2 separate regions of the Mus musculus genome follow, and region 1 is linked to region 2. The links are chromatin loops, found by intact Hi-C in ENCODE. Cell type or tissue: left cerebral cortex. All regions are shown on one strand.

Region 1 (8,000 bases), 250 kb before region 2:
GGTCTTTTGAGTTCTTTATGTACTAGGATACTAATCCCTTTGGGTGCACAGCTAGCAAAGAGTCTTCTACTCTGCAGGCTCTGCCATCACTCAGTGCTTTGCTGTACTGTGGTTTTCCTTTGTCTTTGGTTTCATGCAATCCTACAGTCAATTCTGGCTCTTGTTCCCTGACCTCTTAAGGTCTTCAGAAGGTCCTTGCCTCTGCGTACATTTTACAGTGTCTTTTCCACGCTGCCCTGGAGTAGTTTCAGAGTTCCAGGTCTCACATTCAGGCCTTTGATTCATTTGGATTGATTTTTGTACAGGGTAAGAGGCTGGGATCTAGTTTCCTCCTTTTGCCCACGAATGCCCACTTTTCCCAGCACTGTTGGTTGAAGAGGCTGTCAATGAACGTTTTAGGCAGCATTGACTAAAGTCATGTCTGAAGCTCACTCCTCAGCTTTCCCTGGTTCTCCTAAAACCAGGGGCTTGCAAGTAGGCTTGCAAGATAGGACGAGCCAGGGGACGTTTTAGGAGCAGAGAGAAAGCTGTGGCACCCTTGTTTGTATAAAGTTTTATTTGACCAGGACCACACCCCCTCAACTACATACTGTCAGTCACTCTGCAATTGTAGGAAACTGTTCACTCTTCAGGCCTGTACAGAAACCACTCAACCAGGCCCAATGATAAGGAGGCTCTACTCTCAGCAGGGGGCATGGCTCATGCCACCAAACACAGGTACTGCCTGCTCTCTGGAGGTCCAAGACCCCTGGATTGTCCCAGGGAACTCCTCTAGAACTCCTGCAGCTCCTCCCACTCCAAGTTCTTCTGACCAGTTGTTGGAGCCTTTATGAGTCTTTGGCAAAATAATTCTTAAATCTTCAAATCTGGGAAGGAGACATTATCGAGAGCAACCGGCGACCTTTCTGGTGACTCTCAATGTCTCTCCACTTCGTTTTTAGCTTCTGTTACCCCAAGGACAGCAAGCGCCTAATTATTTCTTAACTAATCGTGTCTCCAGGGTTCTGAGGAAATCTAGCCGCTTGTCCTCCATTACGGCTTCCAAATTAGTTTCTCTGTAGTTGGGTGTGCTTTCTTTGTCTTTCTGTCTCAGTTTGGCCAAAAATAGTCTCTCAAAAGGAGAGCTAAATTCTCTGAGATTTTGTTCACTTCAATTAACTTTTCTTAGGAGTCTGACTGTGTTAATGAGGTCTTTGCTCCTCAGGATAAGGGTCCTAGATTGCTCGGCTGATTTTTTTTTTTTTTTTAATGTCAAGTCACCTTTTGTCCCCATCAGTATGGGGGAGGGGCAGATATAGAAGGTAACAGATCTGGTGACCACAGACTCTATGACTTATAAAACAAGGCCCTAGACATGTTTAGCCTCCATGAAAGCTGGTGTGTGTGTGTGTGTGTGTGTGTGTGTGTGTGTGTGTGTGTGCACATGCGCACGCAAATATGTGTGTGCTAGTCCACATGTCTGTATATATGTAGAGGACAGATATCAATCTTGGGTTGTTCACCAGGAATACTGCCCACCTCATTTTTTGACAGAGAATCTCCCACTGGCCTGGAACTTGCTACTTAGGCAAGGCTGGTGCCCAGCTGGGCCCAGGGGTTGCCTATCTCTACTTCCCTGCTCCTGTCTTTACATGGGCGCTGAGGATTGACCTCAGGCCCCGGCTTTACTGACTGAGCCATCCCCTCAGCCAAGTGCTGATATTTTAATGATAATGGGAGTGTATTCCCTCTTCTCCACTTCTGGGTTTACAGAAAAGTCAGCTGTGGTCAGAACTGGTTTTGATTGTCAAGTCCAGTGACGGAGCGCTCAGCCCTCCCTGCCCCTACCCCCCTTACAGCATGGTTCAGAGGCTGCTGGCCCGAGTGCTGTCTGCAGTTTTGCAAATGTGTGCACATGCCTTAGGGTATTCCGCTGCCTTCTGGAGCCTTGCAAGACATGAGCCTATTTCACAGATGAGAAAACTGAAACCCAGAGAGATTTAGCCACAGGCACAGACAGGGTCACAGAGCTGAGCAGGGGCAGGGGCACCACAAACACAACATCTCATGTCTTAAAGGAAGTTGTCTGTGACCCCAGTGAATGGCAGGCAGGCATGGCCCAGGCTGAGCCAGGTGTCTGATTACATAGGCCTCACTGGACAGGAGCCCAGGAGCTAGGCATGGTCATCTGGCCTCCTCCAGGGACTGAGGAAAAACAGGGGACTCCACACTGAGAAGCAAGGATTTAAGCTCCCTTTAAATCTTGGCTATGTCACTTTCCAGCTGGTTGGTGCAGGAGGAGTCCTTGTCACCTCATGCTTCAAGTTACAGAAATGATGGCCACCCACAGGCAGTGCTGAGGGTCCTAGGTCAGGTGTTCCATGAGCACCAGTTCCCTCCTCTCCCCTTCCATCTCCCTCCTTCATTTTCCTCCTCCCCCTCCTTTCCTTCTCTCTTCTCCCTGTCCTCTCTCCCTCCTCCCTCTCTTGCTCTCTTCTTTCCACTTGCCCCTCTGGCCTCTTGGCTTGGTCCACCTGCCCACAATTCGTCCAATCAAGCATCAATGCACAAAGCACTTTTAGATCCACTTACAAGGACTTTCAATGAGATGGAGCTTTAGAAATCTGGGAGTCATCCTGAGGGTGAATATATTGGACTCTTACTTCATCATGACATGGGCTAAGATGTTGACTTATGAAGAAAGACGTGGTCCATGGTTGGCCCATGGTTATGGGGGCCTCAGTCTGTGCCAGGCACCTCTATGGCATTCAGGCCTCATTTGAGGGCTCCAGGTGGCAATGATGGGAGTGTTCTATACAGGAAGTTAAATAGTTCACATCCTGCTTGGGAAGTAAAAGAAGTGGGGGAACCAGTGTCCCTCAGGCCCCTCCACAGGCACATGCTCAGAGATCTGTTTCCCTCCTAGCCCCACCTGTTAAGAGTCCCACCTCCTTCCAGTAGCCCCCAGACTGGGAACCAGGCCTTTAACACACAGGAGGGCAGGGCAGATCCAAACCACAGCAATGGGAGCCAGAGGATAGCAGAGGTTTACCGATGAGAGAGTCAAGGGGGCTGGAGGGATGGCTCAGTGGTTAGATGCACTTGCTGCTCTTGCAGAGGACCTGGGTTCAATATCAGAACAAGTTTGGTGACTCACACCCAACTGTAACTCTGAGTCCAGGGGATTCCTTGTAAACTGTGACTACGTGGGGGAAATCTGACTCTCCTCTCTCGGGGCTCTTTCAGAGGCCTTCTGAAGACAGGGCATATCTGTGACAGAGCAGCTAGGGAACTGGACCCCAGGGACTCCTGTCTTCCTGGGACCCAAATGCAGATCCTAACTCTGACCCACGACCAAGGATCAACCTTTCTGCATCTCAGAAATGCCATCTGTGAGGTGGGGTTCCTTGGTCATGGGTCTGTGTGAAGATTTTGTCTTAATCGCAGTCACATGGCCTGGTGATAGTAATAACTACGTTTAAGACATAGGTTATGAAAACATCCAGGAATATACATGTGCAAACTAAAATGTGTATGATGTCATTAGGTGTGATACAATGTCACAGAGGCGCTGACACATGGGTGGTCCCCTATATAGAAACATTGTTATGTAAGACATGGCCATGTTTATCATATTTTTATGATTAGCTATTACTGTGGAATATAAATGACATACATCATATCTGAATATATACATATATATGAATAAGCCAGGCATACCTTTAATCCCAGCATGTGGAAAGCTGACACAGGATTGTAAGTTTAAGGCCAGCCCAGGCTGTTTATCTGTCTCAAGAACAAAAACAAAACAACAAAAGATAGAGACTTTAACAAGTTGTACATTATACAACATTCCAGAACATACAGTAACCATAAGAATAACACCTTAAAATATGGCCAGGCACACCATACCTAATGCAAACGCCACTGCCTCCAGGAGTGGAAGGACCAGGCTGAATGCCTGCCTTTCTTCTGTAGAATGGCTCTGGGCTATTGGAGTGGTGAACTGGGGTAAAAACATGCTTTGGGGAGAGAATGGTTGGTAACCCTAGGTCATCAGAGTCTTCAGTGTGTAGCTGCACTCTCAGGCCAGGCACAGGGTGGCAGCCACACTGCAGGCTGCTGTTATGATCCAGGACAGCACTGGGTGGCAGGCTTGTCCTGGTTTTAAGGACACCAAGTCCCTGCAGTGTGGAGGAGGCACTGCTGGCTAAGTGCCTCTATTTTCCCACAACCTCCGCTGTCCCGGAGTGACCCCAGTCAGCCTGGAATGCAGATTTGCCACCCACCCTTGTCTCAGCCCTGGGAGCCCACTAGAGTCAGGGTGCCCACGGCTTTCCAGAATGCTCTGTGCAATAGGCAGATGCACTTTATCCCTTGGGGTCCTGTCACATCTGTTCTTCCCCTGACCAGACACTAACCACACAGTAGACCTGCACCTTAGTGCAGGACATCTTCATTCATTCCTTACATCAGCCCTGATGAACCTATCCAAGCAGCAGGACCAAGGCAGCCACCTGCCTCATAAATTCTGGTGGGGGTCATTGAAGATTGCCCTTCCTGGCTGGCTCTGCCCAGTCTGTCAGGGCCCCTCCCCAGCCCTGGAAACTAAGCATTTTCTTCTAGTCCTTCCCCAAGGTCAGCCTAGGACCATTTCCCGGACTCCCCTCTCCCTCTAAGGACACTGATGTAGGTCTCTCTCAATAGACACCCCATGCTGCCTGACCTCCAAGTCGAGCCTGCCTAGCGTACTCTGTCACCATAGATCATGTCTTCCAAGGTTCCTGCTCTCTGCAGTGATCTGAGTCTGAGCTGTCAGCGGATAACCATCCCCACAGGCCTGAACACAGACCCCCCCCCCGCCCCCAGCCCAGATCCCATCATTGTATGGCCTTGAACAGGGTAATTTCCTTCCAGGTGAGTCATTCTGACATAGAAAAGTGGCCAGTAGCCACTTCCCTACAGTGGTCAGCAGGATAGGAGCCAAAGTTCCCAGCTAGGTAACATGCTTCTGCCATAACAAGGAACATTCATTCATTCACTGTATATTGAGCATGCTCTATGAACCTAGCTCTAAAGACACAATGGTTGGCAAAGTCCAAGGCTGGACCAGCCTTTCTGAGAGAGCCATTTGAAATAATGTACAGCCAGCATGTCAGAATACTGGCAGTCACTGGACCCACAGTCTCAAAATTCCATGAGTGACCTAGTGTTGGGATTAGTGGTGACTCTATATCTGGTCACCAGAGATGCCGCATCTTGATTTCAGCAGGATCCAGGCCTCTGAGGAGGGGTGGAGTTACACATCTAGAATGGGGACCTTCACATTGTGGGGAAAGAAATCCAGAAGCCGAGACCATTCCCAAGAAGTTCATAGACAGAGCGCTTTCCCAAACTTTAACCTCAGGCCCTGCACAGCAGGACAGCATAGATCCCACCCTGGGTCTCCAGAGAGAGCAGGGATGGTGGCATGGTGACAGAAGTGGAAATTACCAGTGCTGGTGCCTCCAATCCCACCCCCTTGCCATGTTTTGACTCCAAGAGAAACTCAGTTTTAGCCAGGGAAGCTGGTTAAAGAGGAGGGCAGGATTCAGGGACACCATGACTTCTGCCTTATTGGAACAAAGTTTCAAATTGTTCCCACTGCACCTGCTTGGGGAAACTGTGTCAGAGCCCTTCCGGACCTGTCAGTGTTAGCCACCCACAACTTCTCAGAGATAGGCACTGAGTGGCTCAGGGTGGGAGGGGGAACTGTCCTAGTTTTGTAATTGGCTCCCATGGCGCTGCTCAACGGTTATTAAAATACGGACACAAAACCTCCCAGAGAAATCGCTCTGGGCCTCTATTTATCATGTGCTTTGTAAGACGGACAAGTGGGGGCCAGTCCATGGAAGGTCAGCGACCCGATGCTTCAAGGTCAGATAATTAACTTTCTCAGGATTTGCAAAGGGAACACGGATGACGACTTAGGGTCTCCTCACTTGACAGAGCCCACTGCACAGCTCTGGCCTCAGCACATGCTGTTCTCACCCGAGTCCTTTCTGAGGTGACTGTCCTCCCATCCCCAAAGCCTGCAGAGAGCAGGCAGGAGGTCAGCAAACTCAAGAGATGATACACTAAGTTCTCTTCCTGCCTGTGCTGTGTATTTTTCTAGGTCAGTGATTCGTGCAGCTGTTAGGCCAGCAGTGACAGTCTGCCCTAGGAACATTCTAGAAATGCCCATTTTCAGGTCCCTTCCCCAGAGAAACTGGACGTGCAACCCAGACATGCATGTGTTTGCACCTACTCCATGGCCAAGTCTGATGTCCATGATAGCCATACTCTGTAGAAGACAGCAGTAGAGAGCAAGGACTGGGGTGCCACTCCAACAGGGCTTCTGTCACCAAGGGGCTCCCTTTAGGAGCTGGGGAGCTCTAGGTGACCACTGTTGCAGATCTCAGGACAGCAGTCACAGCCAGTGTGACAGCACTCAGGTAGGTGAGGAGAAGGAGATGGAAAAGGGGCAGGATGAGGTGAGGTCAGGGCCAGAGGGTGAACTAACTCACTCAGCAAACATTTGCCAAGCTCCTGTTATATGACTTGAGTGTTTGTCATGTCTTGGAAGGTCACACAGTCATGCTGTTTGGAGGGGAAGCCTCTGGAAGATTAATGGGTCCTGGGGGCTCTGCCCTCGTGGAGTACTAACAGGCTTGTGGGCCATTCAGGAATGGCTTTCTTAAGAGAGTGAGCCCTGTCAGGCACTCTTGCTTCCTCACCAAGCAGTGCTCTGTCACCTATGGACCTTGCAGAAGGCTCCTGTCCTTTGCAGCCCCATTACCTGGGACCCCATCTTCCAAAACTACCAGGTAAAGGGATGGGATTGTTTGTTTTGTTTTGTTTTAATAAATGATCCAATCTCAGGTACTCTGCTCTATTATGTTTTAGAATTAAATCTAATTTATATCTACATGTATGTGTGTGTGCTTGCACATGTGTGTGGAACTGCCCTCTAAGGCCAAAAGACAATGTAAGATTCTCTGGTTGCAAGCTATCTAAAGTGGATGCTGATAAATTCAAGTTCTGTGCAAGAACAACACATGCTCTTAACCACTGATCCATCTCTCCAGCCCAGATTCTGTTCTGGACTCTGGGAACATGGGCAACAGAGTCCCTGCTCTTAGGAAGGGTGTGGGTTTGCAGGATAAAAGGATGAAGGAGCCTTGGGCTGTTGAAGGCAGTGAAGGTGGTCAGATAGAGAGGAGCTAACTCAGAGGAAATGGAAGGGATGACACACAGGGCTGGAGGTGCACATTGGGTGTGGGGGAAGTGGGAGGGGCCAGTACACTCTTGGTGTGGAGGAAGTGGGGTCACAGAGCCGCTCTACTTCTCCAGGTCAGATGAGGTCCCCATGTTCACCACCACCTCCAGGGGCAGCTCAGGGGCCGCTCAGGCTTGTACGTATGACAGGAAGATCCTAGACATTCATCAAAACCAAACTACATCTGGGCTGTGGAAGTGCAGCTGCAGACATTATTGGGCCAGGTATTGGGAAAGGAGGTGACATATGACACGGCAGTTGAGCATGAACCCTTGGGGTACGAGAGTCACGGGACGATCCTCATCCTTAGGACAACCAGGTCTGCATTTACCTGCTTCATAGCTTAGGGAAGTTCTGGCTCCCAAACACAGCCACCTCCCCTGAAGGGAGTGGAGTGGCCGCTCTTTTATGAATGTCCCTGCCAACCCCATTTTAAAACTCAGTTGCCACAGGAACAGGATCAAGAGGTGGGGTAGCATCGCTAAGAAGTGACGGCCCTGACGGAGGGTTCTGCTCTGTGACTAAATTGTCACTGTAACTGCAGTGGTGACTTCCTGCCTCAATGCTTTACACCCTCACTTGCCTTTCTCGCCAGGCTCCTGGGCTTCAGCCTCCAAAACCCTGAGCCAGATAAACCTTCACTGTTTATAAATTACCCTGTCTAGGCTGTTCTGTTACAACCAAAGTAAACTGAGACTTTGTCCATAGTAGGAAACATTTGTGG
Region 2 (8,000 bases):
TCACTGTCAAGTGATGATACCCTTATAGCTAAGAGCACAGTCACAGCTTGGTAAGTGAGCAAGAGAAGAGGTGGTCACTGGGGAGACATTACCCTGCAAGGACATTCTAAGGACATTCTGCATACTCTTTGATGGTGCCCCTGCCTCAGCTTTGGAAGTCAGCATTTACACACCAGGAAACCAATGCCCACAGTACTGTAAGTTGTTGAAGACCATACAATTTGAAGATGGCAGAGCCCGGGTTCTAATTTGAGCCCTCTCCCCACCCCCCGCCCCAGAGCCTGTAGCCATGGTGAAAGGGGGCTTGCAGGGTTCAAAGAAGTTGCCTCTCAAAGCAGCAGCATTGGCAATCTGAGGATGTGGCTCACTGTAAGGTACTTGCCTAGTGTGCACAAAGCCCTGAGGTCAGTCTTCAGAAACAAATAAACAAGGTGTGGGGTGCACACTTGTGATCCCGGCACTTGAGAGATGGAAACAGGAGAGTCAGAAATTCAAGGTCATCCTCAGCTACTTATCAAGTTCAAAGCTAGCCTGGGCTGCAGGAGGCCTGTCTGAAGAAAAACAATATGAAATAACAAAGGTGGTGATATGATGCTTTGAACAACTCAGGCTGCCCATCCAGGCACATTAGTGATTTGTCTTCCTGACTCTCTGTCTATCTCTTTCTCTCTGATTGTGCTATTTAGTTCACACTGTCCTCGAACTCACTGCGTAGCCCAGGCTAGCCCAAAAATCACTTGGCAGTCCTCCTGCCTCAGCATACCAAGTGCTGGGATTTGCTGGTGTGTGTCACCATGCCCACTCAGGGTCTTCACTCAGAACGTGGAAAACCCCCATTCTTTCGCGACCTCCCTCATGACATTTTATCCAGCCAGAAAGGCCTAAATTCGTGTTCATGGATTGGTGCCAGGGATTAGAGCCTGGACTTTAAACCCAAAGGAGGGTGTCTTTATAGCTTCATGCCTCAGTTTCTCCATTTTTGAAACAGTTCACAAAATGAGGTCACAGGCAAGCCATGAGCCATGTAGGATAAACAGTGGGAATGCTATGATCATTGTCACGGTGTGGGCCAGCCATGGGTCAGATCTGACTCCTCTACCTGCCTGACCCACAAGTCCTCATGAGGACTGTGAACCTAGGAGCCCCACCCCCACCCCAGGAGACGAGGAACAGATGCAGCTTCTACAGCACACTCCACAGGGACTCACTCTCAGCTGGTCACACTCAGTTGCCTTCACACCTGGCTCCCTGCATCTCCCAGGCATCCCCCTAAGGTCCTCAGAACTCTTACATTGTGAAAGTGCATCCATTGCTACAGCATGCCTCCTAGCCTGGTCTTTAAGCTGCCATCTGTAAGAACAAGAAGAACCCGGTATCCTGGAGTTCTCCCAGGAGCAGCCTCAGGATGGAGAGGTCACAAGGCTTCCTGGTCAAGGCTCGGGTGTTCAGTGCACATGTGCACAGCAAGCCTGCCCCTGGTCTCCACAACCCTGGGGGTGTGCCTGGAGCCTCTCCTACCCTGCTTGTTAGCGAGAACACAAAGCCACTGAGAGCGAGCTCTGGCACAGAGGGGATGACCAGAGGAGACCCCAAGTGTCCCCCCCCCAAAATTTGAATCCATTTCACAAAAACATCCACCTTGGAGAAAAGGCCAATCTGCAGACAAGCATTGCCTCTTCCCTCTGGTTCTTCCTCGACATGCATGTCTAGGAAAGGCCATGTGCTTACTAAGCATCTACTGTAGTTCAGAACAAAACAGGCCACTCTGTCCATGTGCTCGTGAAGATGACAGCTGACATGGGAGCCAGGTAGAAGAAAAGCACTTGGATTGTTGACTATGGGAATGGAAGAGATTCTTGGGGCAAGAATAGCATTAGAAAGGGAATCCACCAAGCCAGGCGGTGGTGGCACACGCCTGTAATCCCAGCACTTGGGAGGCAGAGGCAGGCGGATTTCTGAGTTCGAGGCCAGCCTGGTCTACAAAGTGAGTTCCAGGACAGCCAGGGCTACACAGAGAAACCCTGTCTCGAAAAACCAAAAAGAAAAAAGAAAAAAGAGAAAGAAAAAAGAAAAGAGGGCATTCCCAGCTAGGGAGCACCACATGCTAAGGTCCTGAGGCCTACACTGTGCCGAAGCCTCAGGAAAGAGACCAGCAAGCGTCACCGGAGCATAAAGGTGGAGATGGGGCAGTGAGACACCAGAGGACAGCAGGGACCAGGGATTGGGTCGTAGTAAGGATTGTGACTTTTAACTGTATGTGATAGGAACCACCAGCATGTAACAGATAAGGATTTAACACAAACACAGTGCACCTTCCATACACTCTGAAGATGCAGACCGAGGATGGGAGCAGAGACCAATTACTGAAGCTACCCAAGGGACAGCAATGATGATGACCTGACCGTGGGAGTCAGGCAGGAATCATCTGGCCAGGGATACTTTTTTCTTTGGATAGAGTTTTGCTAGGTGTATGCAGTGGGGTTAAGAGGATGAAGATAGCCTGGTATACCCTGGCATAATGGTGGCACACACCTTTAATCCCAGCACTCAGGAGGCAGAAGCAAGCAAGTCTTTTGAGAGTTCAAGGTCAGCCTAGTCTACATAGTGAGACCCTGTTCCCCTGTCCCAAAAAAAAAAAAAAAAAAAAAAAAAAAAAAAAAAAAAAAGAGGTAGGGATGGTCCTGAAAGAGAGCTATAGACAAGACACAAGGGGGAAGGAGAGATGATAGGGTCATCTGCTGAGTACCTACTGTGTCCCTGGCTTGCCATACCTTGTTTGCATCTTCATGCCCATGACCTAGGCACTATCCTAGCCATGCCATGACAGAGCTGAAATAATCCAATCAGGAACACACAGCTCACAAATAAGGCTAAAATATTAACCCAGCGATACGGTCTCCAGGTCCATTTCATCTAAAAGTTGTATAGGGGGAAAAAACCCTTCATTTTCATAATTAAATCTTAAATTATTCAGATGAAACATATTCTCCTGTTTAAAATTCACATATTCCAGTCAGAGCAAATCACCACAGCCAGTCCCACTGCCTCTTCCGAGTCAGCGCCTCCTTTGTGAGTTTAGGTCAGGTCCTTGCATATCTCGCACATACTTGCAGGTGTGTGCATCCAATGGGATGTAGCATTTTCTGGTTTACACGGATGGAGTCGAACGGCACATAGTGTTCTAATGCTTGTCTCACTCATCAGGTTTCCTCGGAGAAACTCCTATGTGAGGGAACATAAACGGAGCTCATTTTTAAAGAACTGCCATGTAGTATATTATTGGCTAGATGCACTACAGTTTTTTTAGCCCACTCACTTTCCAAAGACAGAAACTCGGTTTTCTATAAATGTAGCTTTTTAAAAGGCTTGTATGGGTTTTTTTTTCCTCAAAATATAAGGCTTTTATTTATGCTAATGGAAGAACCCACATCACACTGACAGCACAAATATTTAGCAACACCAAGCCTGGTGACTACATTCTCCAAATCCCCTCAGGTGCCTTGGAGTTAGCTCTCATCCACAGCCAAGGCTCTGTATAGAACACAAGGCTGGCTCCGGAGCTGCCAGAGAGTGGCAGAATCCTTGCCTTTGACTTAGGCACTGGGTTCTGATGCAAAAAGCTACCAGGCATGGAAAGGGCAGTCACAGAGCCTCCATGATCTGGGCTTTAGCTCTGTGTCACGGTCGGCAGAAGGTAGGCTGCTCTGCTGCTGATTCGGTGTGGCTAGCATCAGAGCTCAAAGGAAGAAAAGAGTATCCTGCCCTGGTTCCACATACTCATCGTGTACCTAAGACATACCATAATCACCCTTTTTTATCTTCAACAAGTAGAGTCAGGTTGTCCTTGGGCGCCACTTTTGGAGAATGGAATCTCAGAGACAGGCACCCACCTGCCTATTGTCCATTGTGCACGGCGCCCCCTCCTGGAGCATCGGGAAAGTGCTGCTTACAGTGTTTTGAAGCCTGCCACCTGTGGAGGAAGGCCTGCCGGGCGGCCATTAAAAAAGCTGATAACAGCTTCTGGGCCTCTAATTTTTTCTAAGGGGAGAGGACAAGCCACCAGGAGACAGGCTGAATAAAGGGTCTTCTGTGAGGTTAACAGATTATGAAATGCCCACAAAGCTTTGTTTGAAGGAGACGACTACCCTGTTGGTCACACCCCCTACATGTGCATTGCATGGAGAGGGTCAGGGTGGAAGGGCAGATCCCTTCTTGTGTTCAAGCCCTCTTCTGCAGCTGAAGCATTCTACTTAAAGAGAAAACCACTTTCACGGTGAGTGCCTCAGTTTCCCCACTGAGTGACTATGGCGCCATGCACAGTGGATCCGAGGGAGACCTGGAGGAACTTTGGGGGCACAATGTGCCGATCAGTATGACTCATATTTCAGGTGAACAGCAAGTAATTAATTTACTAGTCATATGTCCCAAATACTGTACAGGACATCATTCATACTAAACAACTTATTTGCTATTTATCCTAAGTGCCAAGTGGCTGCTAGCTGTTTCATCTGAGGACTCATACTCAGGGGCCTAACTGTCCCTTGGTATAAATAATTAATATTTTCACATCATGCAGAGATTCCCACTATCCACCCTCATATCCCCCTTCCCATGAACCCTCTTCCCTGCCCACATAGAACATTCTGGAGCCGTGAGCAGAGATAGCCTCCATAGAAGTTCTACTGTGGAAGATGGGCAGTAACTAAGCTTGGCTCAGATCAAGGACAGGAAGAGATTTAAACCACTAGACCAGTATCTGTGCCTGGGTCAGGTTAGAGGCCCATGAACCCCACCATACCCCAGTGTGTAAAATACACCAGAAGACTCTACAGAGAACCCAGTCAGTGATGTGACCATGAAGTACATTCGTAATCACTAGAGACTCTGGATCCACAAGACTGCCAAATATCAAGAGATAACTCCATGCCCCACCCCACCCCCCTCAAGAACCAGGATATGATCGCAGGCTGTGCACGTGCCTGGCATGCACAGTGAACAGCAGCTAACCCTGCTACCTACCATGGCCCTGATAGATTCAAGCCACAGGGGAGACACATATGTGTACAGTTGTCCCAGAGTCCAAGCCAAGCCTGCATGGCTTCCTGGAAGTCCAAGGCTTTCTGCTGTGTTCAAGTGTCTCTGAGCAGCCTAGATACCCGCATCCCCATCTCTGATCCCTAAAGAGATGAGACAGAGTGGAAGGCTTCTTGGGGCCCCTTTGGGATGCCGAACATCAGTGTCGAGAAGATGGAAGCAGCAAAGTCAGGTCTCAATCAGGGCTTGAGACCCATGCACCCTACCATGTCCCCACCCAAGGCCAAAGCCTAGCCCAAGGGCTAGTGTGAGCAATGTGTGTGAGTAAAGTGTGAACTGGTGATGGGTGGGCATCAGGGAATGGTAAAAAACCTAGGTTGTTCCTGCTATGTAAATCAAGAAAGGCTCTCAGGAGGAGGTGGTAAACTCCCACCAGACTGACAATCAACTGAGGGAAGAAGGCACAGTAGGGGGTCCTGGGTAAGAACCTAGGAGCCAAGACTAAGAAAGCAATGACATGTATGAGCAGAACCTGTGGCCTGGTGAGAAGGCAGCAAATGTGATCTCAAAGAGGCCCCAGGGGACCAGAAGCAGGGTGGCTGTGAAGGTCTGGGGACTCTTCAGAGCGGAGTGAGGGTGAGTCCCTGACTGCTTCCCTCTTTCCCCTCCTCCTGCCCCTTCTCTCCCTGCCGGGGTGCTAGCTGCCTCAGCCCCATGTCTGGGTCGGTCAAGTTCTCAGCCACATGCACTTTCTGCATCAACTGTAGCCTCCTGGAGGCTGTGAACCTGGAAGCTGCTTAGACCCTCCAAGTAGTCAGGCAGGACCCATGGAAACTGGAAACCCTGAAGAAGTGGGCAAAGGGCAGTTCCTTGGGTCCAGACTCTGTGACCCACCACCATGTGATCTGGACCAGGCTGGCCATGGATCCAAGGCCTACAGGTATCTTTTCTCCAGGGACCCTGGGCCCAAGGTCACCTAGCAGCCATTTCCCTACATGTCCTGCCTCTACAGGTCAACAGGTCTACACAGAGCCTGCGCCTCCCACTCCTGAGGAAGTTGGTAACCACACAGATGACAGGGCCACCCAGTGACCTATGTAGCAGGCCAGGTGACACCTGAGAACTTGCATTTCCCCCAGTTCTTGGGAGAGGCTTCTGGTCTGAGGACCACCACACCCCAGTAGCACAGCAAGATTCCAGGGAGTTCTTTCCACCTTGAGACATGGCTCTGTCCAGTTCAGCCAGAAACCAGCATTGGAACCCAGGCATGAAAAGCACTTTAAATGTCGCCATGGCTACAGTGTGAGGCCAGGTTGGGATCCCGTACCTGTAGGTGCATTTTATGTAGGTTGCTAATAATGACAGTACTAGCAGCTGACAACCACTGGGTCCTGTGTTATTCTGAACATTATTATCATTCAGATATCTGGCATAAGAAAATGAGGCCCAGAGACAGAAGGCCACCTGCCCGAGGGCACAGAGCAGGAGCAGTCCAGGTGTCTTACCCTGTTTCATCATTTCAGCCAATTGTTGCAAGTCCCTAGTAGCAGGCTCCTGGGAACTGCCCATTGGGCCAGCCTCTGGCAAGGGATAGTCTATGGAGTCCCACACACAGCCACAACACAGGATTATAACCACACCCTTGGGCACATGTCCAGACACCCACAGTCCCCTGTTCATGCTAGGTCCCAAGGTGTCACCTGAAGCCTCTTGGATGCTGTCTAGTTTGAATGCCTCATGCATCAGTGGGTGGTTCTACAGAGGACTATGACATAACCCAAACTCCAGCTTACAGTACCTTCTAGGGGCCAGCCAGCTGGCACTGCAGGTAAAGGCTCTTGCCGCCAAGCCTGGTAACATGAGTTCAAGGTCCCCAGAAAATATAATAGCTGAATCCTAAGTCCCCACCTCAGCATGCCTTAGGCTTCTTCTGCCTTCCCAGGAAAAGACTAAAGGGCTGCGTTCTTGAGAAAGGTGCACCCCATCCCTGACTCCACCCACCTTAACTCTCCTGTGATAGCCTGTGACCTGGAGGAGCCTAGCCCCTCATGCTTGGCCCTCACGACACTCAGACACACAGCCTTTAGTGGTGAGTGAGATGAGGCTAAGGCCCCCTGTGCCAGCCTATGGGCAGGCCTCAGACCAACCTTTGCCCCAGAGCATGACAGGATCATCCCACAAGCCCATAACCCATCATGGCCAGGGCTGGCGTACGGTAAGGTGGCTGCAGTCTGCCCCTGTGAGAGAGAGGGCATGCTGTGTAGGAGCAAGGAGGCTCGGAAAGAGCACAGGCCAGATCAGGCAAGATTGCTCAGTGGCAAAGGTTCCTGTGTCGCAAGGCTGACAGCCAGAGAGTCCCAGAGCTGACATGAAGGTGGAAGAAAAGGACTTGCTCCACAGTGTTTTCCTCTGGTCTCTAAGCACATGCTGTGGCACACATGTGCTCCCCCCCCCCATCACACACATTAATAACAACAATATAAAGAAGCACAGGCCAGATAGGGCAGGATACTGCTGTGGCCCAATACTGGTGCTCATCACACCAATCTCTTCATATTCAATGAGGGGCTTGATAGTCCTTAGTCATCCATGTGTTAGTGAGGATGGATCCAGCACACAGAAGGACAATGTAGAGGGCTCAGAATGGGTATGCAGGGTCAGGGGGAGTCAGAAGCCAGCCAGGCACAGCTGGGTGGGCTGGGATGGAGGCAGTGAGTAAAAGAGGAGACCTCAGCTACAGTCTAGAAGTCAAATGAGAAGCAATGCAGCAAGATAGGACACATGATGTCCATCTGGGAATAACGAGGCACTTCCAGTGTGGCAAGAGGTCAGGTGCATGAAGGGGGCTGGGGAGTTATTTAGGCGCAGAGAGCTGGTGGATTATCAATGAACCCCACTGACAGGTGCAGGACAAGAGCCTCCCTGGCTGTCTGTGCTGCCCCTGGTCCAGGAGCCACAACCAGAAC

What was found. A loop is a pair of places that touch in the nucleus more often than their neighbours do. Peaks named below come from ENCODE experiments on the same cell type or tissue, not always from the same donor. Only the 100,000 strongest peaks of a DNase experiment are listed, where the experiment ranks them.
Region 1: it touches region 2 in a loop (10-fold over the local background); 9 of 42 quality-filtered maps call a loop at or near these places.

Annotation. Positions count from the first base shown.
Region 1 is chr6:114,072,922-114,080,921 of GRCm38, reverse strand. No RefSeq gene overlaps it. Among named protein-coding and RNA genes, the nearest start is that of Gm36023, 17 kb to the left of the region's middle. In left cerebral cortex, a CTCF peak has its summit at 4,116; DNase peaks (open chromatin) are centred at 4,182 and 5,711; H3K27ac peaks cover 267 bases.
Region 2 is chr6:113,818,539-113,826,538 of GRCm38, reverse strand. All of the region lies in intron 2 of Atp2b2 (ATPase, Ca++ transporting, plasma membrane 2), which reads left to right. Among named protein-coding and RNA genes, the nearest start is that of Atp2b2, 69 kb to the left of the region's middle. In left cerebral cortex, a CTCF peak has its summit at 3,932 (motif pointing left); DNase peaks (open chromatin) are centred at 3,292, 3,460 and 3,918; H3K27ac peaks cover 715 bases.